2 separate regions of the Homo sapiens genome follow, and region 1 is linked to region 2. A link is a contact called in ENCODE Hi-C or POLR2A ChIA-PET data. All regions are on one chromosome and are shown on one strand. The core of a region is the stretch at or near the end of the contact, and the rest is flanking DNA. Distances in the headings are between cores, read along the strand shown. Region 1 has its middle 190 kb from the start of TLE3. Region 2 has its middle 98 kb from the start of TLE3.

Region 1 (3,436 bases), core at 477-2,976, 94 kb before region 2:
GGAAAAGGACATGTCTGGTACCACCAGCATCTGCCAGGGGGTGGCTGGGCCTGGACCCCACATGAGCCAGTTCATGTCATTCTCACAACCCTGTGAGGACAATGTTATTCCCCCATATTTCTGATGAGGAAACTGAGGTTCCTATGGTTAAGGGTCTTGCCCAGTCACCTACTGATGTGACAGAACCAATGTCTGAGACCAGGTCTATCTTGTGTCACTGTCAGGTCCTAGAAATAGAAGAGGCAGAAGGGAAGGGGTTGGGGGTCACTGTTGACCCTAATGGAGGGGACTCCCTCTGACTGATTTGACAGATAAAACTGCAACCAAGCGTCCCCTGGGGCCTGGAACAAATCACGCCCTCGGGCGTTGGTAGCCTCTATTAGATGCAAGGATCCCTCAACAGCATTCCGCTGCTTATGGGATCAAGTCCAGGGTCCTTAGCTGGGCAGTGAAGATACTCGGTAATAAAGCCATAGCCTGCCTTTCCAGAATTCTCTTCTCTGACCACAGGCTATGCCCCAGACATGCCTTGTATTCCTCAGCCCCTGCCCTCAGCCTTGGCTCCCTGCCTGAAACACCCATCAAAATCTGGTCCATCCTATCAGGTTCAACTCAAATCCCTACCCTAGAGCCCCTTCCTTGAATCCTCAGCAGCCCTATGAAGCAAATACTATAGCTGTGCACATTTTGCAGATGAGGGAACTGAGGATGGATGTTGTGTCTTGCCTGGATCCACACAGCGAAGTCAAGGAATCTGGAGGCAGCTGAATTTCTCCACCTCACTCCCCTTCTACTCCCAAAGACTCTTTCTCCCTGAGGACAAAAGGGCATGTGTCAGGGTCTGCTGTCAGAACAGACCCTAAGAAAGGTGGCTCCTCCTGGGCTGGAGGTTGCCGATGAGACCTACAGGTCCTCAGACCTGGGGTGATCTCCTGGGGCCTATAAGCCTATCCCTGCCTTCGATGAGAGAGCAGATGATATGCTCTGATCCGGGGGTCCGACATATCCTTTTTCTATCCCAGTGGGAGTAGAATCCTCCTAGCAAGGGGACATTTGATATTCCTTTGTTTGTATGGGGGTTGGATGGAAGAGAGCAGGAGAAGGGGTTGGGGAGAGCAATTTGGGGTGGTTTCAGCCACGTCTGTTCCTGCAGGAGGTCATTTGCTCACTTAGCAAACAACACAGTGGACTCTGCCGGCTCCCAACATGGGACTGGTTGTCCATACTGGCCTGGGTGCCCACCCTGCTTCTTGGCTCTTCTCCTCCTCTACTTCCCTTCCTGTCTCACCCTTGCCCTTGAAAAGGTTGGGAACTTCCTCTTCAAACACCTCACCGTCTCTCTCTCCCTCTCCCCTTCCTCCACCAGTTCTGTCTTCAGCTTACAGAATCTGCCTCCCCCCATTCCGAAGCTTATCCTTAAAGATCTGCTCCAGCCTAGTTTGGACTCACTCTCCTGCCCCTCCCACTAGATCGTTGAACTTTACAGCGCAATGCTTAACATGGAGGAATGTGTTGATAATGGTGGAATTTGGGGCATCTGGGAGCCAGACTAGTAAGCACCATTTAGCCTCCCAGACTCCAGCAGACCAGGAATTTGGCAGTTTAGGAGACTGCAGATTTATTCTCCGTACCTAGAGGCTAAAGGAAGGCATGTCTTCTTGGCAGCATGCAGGTTTGGCGACTTCTCAGCTCATGGAAAACTACTGGGGCTGAGACTGATGGGGCTTTGGCCTGGACCTCAGTGGAGTGCCAAGACAGGTGGAGCAGAGTGGCCCCAGGCATTCAAAGAGTCACACCTCCTCTCTCCCCTGCTGGCTGCCTCTTCAAGGCAGGCAGTTGACAGAAGAGCAGGCACCTTGGTAACTAATATTGTGTAGCAAGGGTGGCAAACTCACATGCCTTCAGGAGTGAAAGTGTGGAGCAGGCTGGAGTAAGTAACAGGGAGTGGTGGGGACTGGGGCAACTGGAGAGTCCTGATGTGTCCGATGTAATTCAAATGCAAATCAATGTTCTGGCCCTCAGGCTGACCGTTTGCTAACCTCTGCCAATGCATTACCGGTTCCAAAGCTCTTTTCCTCATGGTTTCATTGAATTGTCATTTCCTTTCCTGCTTACAGTCACTATCCTCACTTGGCAGATGAGGACACTGGACCTTAGCAAGGCGAAGACATTCCCCTGACTCATTCCAGGCAGGGATCTATGGGGGGGGGGGGGTGGCTTGAAGACACTCAAAGAAAGGTCTGTGCCCCCAATTCTCTCTCCATGGTCAGATTTGGAGGTTGACGTATAACTGTCCAACTCACCCATTGAGACTGTGCTGTGTTCTGACTTGGGCTTCTCATTTAAATGATCCTCCCCGCTCCTCCACCCTACCCAGTGTAGTCACTGACGGGAGAGAGAGGCCTGAAAAGGGGTTCTGAAGTCTGGAGGATCAGGGGCCTTTGACAACCTTGCCAGCCCTCAACTACAATGCCTGCCCTAGTCTGTTGAAAAGTCACAGGAAAGAAAAGTTAGTCATGGAGACACTGCCTGGGGGTCTGGATTCAGACTCACTGGAATATATTTTCTTCCTTTATCACAATATCGTGATTTGGAAATAATAATAACTGCTACATGCTTTACCTGTAGTAACTCATTTAATCCTCACTACATAATTCTGTGAGGTAGGAGCTGTTATTATTCCCATTTTACAGATGAGAAAACTGAGGCACAGCTCATGCTTATACAGAATTTGGAAACTCAACAGGATGTGTAAAAGACAAAAGCTGTTCCTCAGCTCCCATCCTGGTAAAAACCACCCATTCATTCATTCATTCATTCCATAATCCCTACTTTCAGGCACTATGCTGGGTGCTGACATTACAGTAAGGCACATAGGCCTGGAAACCAATTATTGTGAACTGTATGACAAATGACACATGAGAAATGATATATGAAAAATACGGGCTCCAGGAGCCCGGAGGTGTCTGGGGAAGTCTGGGAAGACTTTCTGGAGGAGGTGACACCTGGCAGAAATGGGGCATATCCCAAGGTGAGAACGGCAGATATAAAGGCCTAGGGAAGGTATGAGAGTCATGTCACATGTTCAAGGCATCAGGAAGTAGAGTATTGAAGGGATGGCAGGGCGGGGGCAATGGGGCTAGGTTTGGGATTGTATTAGCCAAGGTGAACGTTGGAATTGTATCACAGCAATAGGCCTTGAAGAAGGTGAATGTGGGGCTGGCTGTTTTAGATTTTTTTTAAAAGAAATTTTAATAGGTTCAAGATTCAAAATGCATAAAAAATATACAGTGAAAAGTTTCCTTCAACCCTATCCTGCCACCCAGGTCCCCTCTTCATGGTCAACTAATCTCTAGTTTCTTATAAGTCCTTCCAGAGCTTTTTCATTTTACTCTTACATATACTAAGCTCTTTCTCTCTCTCTCTCTTTATATTT
Region 2 (3,678 bases), core at 1,074-3,573:
TATGTGTTTGTTCCAGACCCACAGCAGATGTCATCATTTCACAACCAGCAAGGGCGCCAGGCTCCCTTCACCTTTCCTCCCCGGGGCCCTTACAGGTTGACCTCAGGGTTATCTCTCAGGTCACGTCAGGGAGCCCTGGCTCACCTTTCCTCCGCTGGTTTCCCCTAACACACACCCATGCCAGCCTCTGGCCAACCCCACCCTGTTGAGACACGTCAGGCTGGGCCCAGTGCCTGAGGCACACCTGGGGGCAGCTGTGCTCAGTCCAGGAAGACGCCTGTGGTGTGACCTCCTGCATCACTCCTGACCCAGATCCGTAGAGCTTGTCCAGGGTGCTCACACAGCTCTCCTCTGGGCCCCACACAAAGTCTGCCCCTTCCAGGAAGCCTTCCTTGGTGCTCTGACCTAGGAAGCAGGAGATGTGGGTTCTCTCACACGCCCCTTTCCCACATCCCAGCAGGCTCATGCCCAGATCCTCCGTGCCTCAGGACTACAGAAGCTTCCTTAGTCACAAGCAGGGAGACTCACCTGCCTGAAGGCAGCAAGTTGGCCCCATGGGCTGCTAGCTCCACATCCAGAAACAAACTTTATGAAGTCGGATCTTATTCCGACTCCCACCTACCCCCACTGACCCCCACTTCTCTGAGTCCTGCTCACTGGCGGGAGTGGGGTGCTCACCTCATTTGCTCCCTGCTGCCTCAGGGAGCTTGCACGTGCTCTTCCCTCTGCCAGCAATCCCCTTTCCCTAAGCATTTCAAACACAGTACTGGGAACTAGTGGCGAGTGCAGCAGATGCAGGGACTTGGCTGGGAGTGGGATGGAGAAGGAGGACAATTGTGCGATGAAATGGCAGGACATGGGAAAATACAAAATAATAAACATCAAAAGTGCTGTCACTAATCTGCTGGGTGACTTTGAGTGAGTCCTTTTCCCATCCTGGGCCTGAGAGATAAAAGGCTTGAATTCCGTATTGCCACAGCATCATGCTCCAATCATGAGAAATAACTCAGTGATGCGTGTGTGGAGGGGGAGGGCCCGTGCATATGTGATAGAGAGAGAGAGGTGGGGGGGATTCCTCCAAGCACACATGGGCCCATTTAACCAGATTCTGCTTCACCTTCTTTTCTTTAATCCCCAGAGATGTGGCTTGCTCAGTGAACTGCCACTAAGTGCTCCCTAGGCACCCACTGGTGTCAGGTCCTCTGCTGGGGCCTACAGACGGGTCCCTTCCTTGAAGGGCTCATGCCTGACGATCATTAGCAAAGCCTTCCTGTGTCTAAAGGATCGCTTACTCCCTGTTTGCTCAGAGCTCAGGAGGCACAGCCTCACTAGAAGGTTTGGAAAGCACCCTGCGGTGGAAGGTACGTCACTGGCATGCAAATTGGGAGGCTTAGATGGCAGATAAAAGATTGGTTTGTGTCACAGGCAACGCCAGCCAGAGTGGTGTCTTGTTACGGTGTCTCTGGGCTGGACTCGGTGCCCCTGGAATGTGAACGAGATGCGCGGGGAGGTTTCCTGTTGATTCTTGTCCTGGCAGAGTGGTCCACTGGCTTAGCTGCTTCTCAAGTTGCACAACACCTGGGCCTCCCAGCGGGTGCTGCTGGTGCTGGAGGGGAGAGAAGCCTCCGCCTGCAGGGCCAGTGCCCTCCTCTGCCCACTGCCCGAGGTGAAAGGTGGATTCCAGGCCAGGCCCGGGTCGGGAGGTGACCCCAGCTCCTCCCCAGGAACTCTCCCTGGGAGGGGCCTGGTTGCTCTGAAGGGCACACGGCAGGGATGACACTGGCTAAGGGGGGAACAGTGGCAGGCCAGGGGAGGAGGGGGCCGGGCTGCTGTCCCTTCCTCAGGGGAAGGCTTGGAGCAGAGCCATTAGCCTGCCTGAATCCTATTATATGCAGGGCAACCTGTGAAGACCTTTCCCGTATTCCCTGTTGGCCTCACCATGTAACTGAGAGGAAAGGTGAGGACATGGGAGATGAAGTGACTTGCCCTGGGATTGTTTTTTTCCAAAGTTCAGGGATCTGACCTCTAATCCAATGTCCTGTCTGAAGGGCTGTTTGCCTGGTTGGAGCTCCCCAGAAGCCGGCAAGAGGCAAATATGCATCAGTTCAGCAGGGCGAGGGGCAGCCCGGGCTACCATGGCCCATTTAGAGGGCTCAGCTAACTTCAGGGTGTCCTGAGGCCACCAGCCTGGCTGGGAATACTCTCCTGCCTTCCTTCCAGCCTTCAGTGGGAGCTGCGTCCAGCTGGGCAGTGACTCAGCAGCCCTCATTCCCACGTGTGTGGGAGAGCAGGCCTCTCTCCCGGCTGTCGGCTTGGCTCCGTTGGCCTGTCTGGGGGTGCCCCAGCAGTCAGCCTGCCATCAGCAAGGCCCTGGGGCTCAGGCCAGGCTTCCCACAGCTCAATCACAGAGTTTGCTTTCTTTCCAGCCCTCCAGCCTTTCCCCCTGAGACTGGAGGGCCACTTCTAAGTTCCTCTGGCCACCTCAACCGTCCACTCAGCCAGGGAGCCAGGCTGTGGGTGACTTCCTCAGCACTGTCCCAGAAACCCTGTGCTGTCCTCAGAAGCAGCCCACCTCCCAGAGCAAATAGCTTGTTTGCCAGGCTCACGGGCCTCCCCGCCTGCTCAGAGTGCGTCCTGTGGTGCATGAAGAGAAGGAACTAGGCAAAACCCAGGCAAGAAAACGAGGGAGGGAAGTGGATCTTGGCTGGACCTTTAACAGGATGTATGGGAGGGTGAGCTACGGTGAGACTGTGCAGGTAGGGCACTAGCCCATCTGCTCACGACCAAGAAAAACATCACCCCACATGCCCTGGCTCCAACCCCAGGGATGGCGGGCTGGCGGCATTGGCATAGCTGTGGAAGCTTGAGCAAGGCTCGTAAATTCTCAGATCCCGTTTCACCATCTGTAAAATGGGCATGCTAATGCCTGTCAGCCAGGTTTGCTCTACACAACACATACAACCCTTTTTCTAAAGGGCTTGGTGGAAGGCCTGCTCCAACATGTTTCAGACATGGATATTGCTTTCCATCCTATGTGTGAGTCCAACAAGATTTGTGCAATCTTTTATTGGTCTCATTTCACGCTCATCATCCTGGGACCCTGTGGGAAAGGACCCATGAGGGACCTTGCAAATGCTGCCAGGCACTGCAAGTGCTGGCCACTGCTGCTGGTCCTCCCAGCAGCTCTCAGGGAAGCAGGGCAAGTGAGGAGCCTGGGTTGGAAACAAGAAATACTTTGCTGGCAGTCATTCCATAAGTTAAGACAACTACAGAAACTTTTATGGAGTACCAAGTATGTGTCAGTCACTGAGAGAGACACTTAGGGACACTGAGGTGCCTAAGACATGGTCCCTGCCAAAAACAGGCCTATGTGGCAGAGGAAGGAAGGAAAGAGGAGGGAACATGCAAACAACCTCCATCCCAGATAGGCGAAAAGTAGGCTGCGCATGAGGTATAGACACCTCGCCTGGGAAATCCCAATGCAGCGAGAAATCAGGGCTGCTCCAGGGGAACAGAAAAGGCTGCACGGAGAAGGAGCAGGAGTTTGCAGGGTGGAGAAGGGAGAGACAGGCCCCAGGGGCTCCAGTAGGGAGCACGTGCCTGGACTGACCAGGGGACGGGGTCTCTCCTAGAAGACCCAGATGTGCTGAGGCTCCTCCATGCCAGCACATTTGGCTC

The links. Hi-C counts contacts between places; a loop is a spot of excess contacts on that map. ChIA-PET counts read pairs that join two places held with the same protein, here RNA polymerase II (POLR2A). Pooled maps may share reads with other maps.
Region 1: a loop to region 2 is called in a map of PC-9, with 10 times the contacts of the local background. The contact joins two enhancer-like sites. A Hi-C loop is called at or near these places in 2 of 168 maps with a recorded cell type or tissue (PC-9 and prostate gland) and 3 of 50 pooled maps. POLR2A ChIA-PET finds 5 or more read pairs at or near these places in 2 of 52 experiments (MCF 10A and naive thymus-derived CD4-positive, alpha-beta T cell).

What each region holds. Positions count from the first base shown.
Region 1 is chr15:70,287,966-70,291,401 of GRCh38, reverse strand. No RefSeq gene overlaps it. Among named protein-coding and RNA genes, the nearest start is that of TLE3, 190 kb to the right of the region's middle. Within about 2 kb of position 1,726, at least 5 of the 41 ENCODE cell types and tissues checked have a DNase peak (open chromatin) inside an H3K27ac peak, as active enhancers do; they include PC-9, where a contact is called at or near this core.
Region 2 is chr15:70,194,541-70,198,218 of GRCh38, reverse strand. No RefSeq gene overlaps it. Among named protein-coding and RNA genes, the nearest start is that of TLE3, 98 kb to the right of the region's middle. RefSeq lists enhancers at 1,086-1,145, 1,216-1,495, 1,292-2,075. Within about 2 kb of position 2,323, at least 21 of the 41 ENCODE cell types and tissues checked have a DNase peak (open chromatin) inside an H3K27ac peak, as active enhancers do; they include PC-9, where a contact is called at or near this core.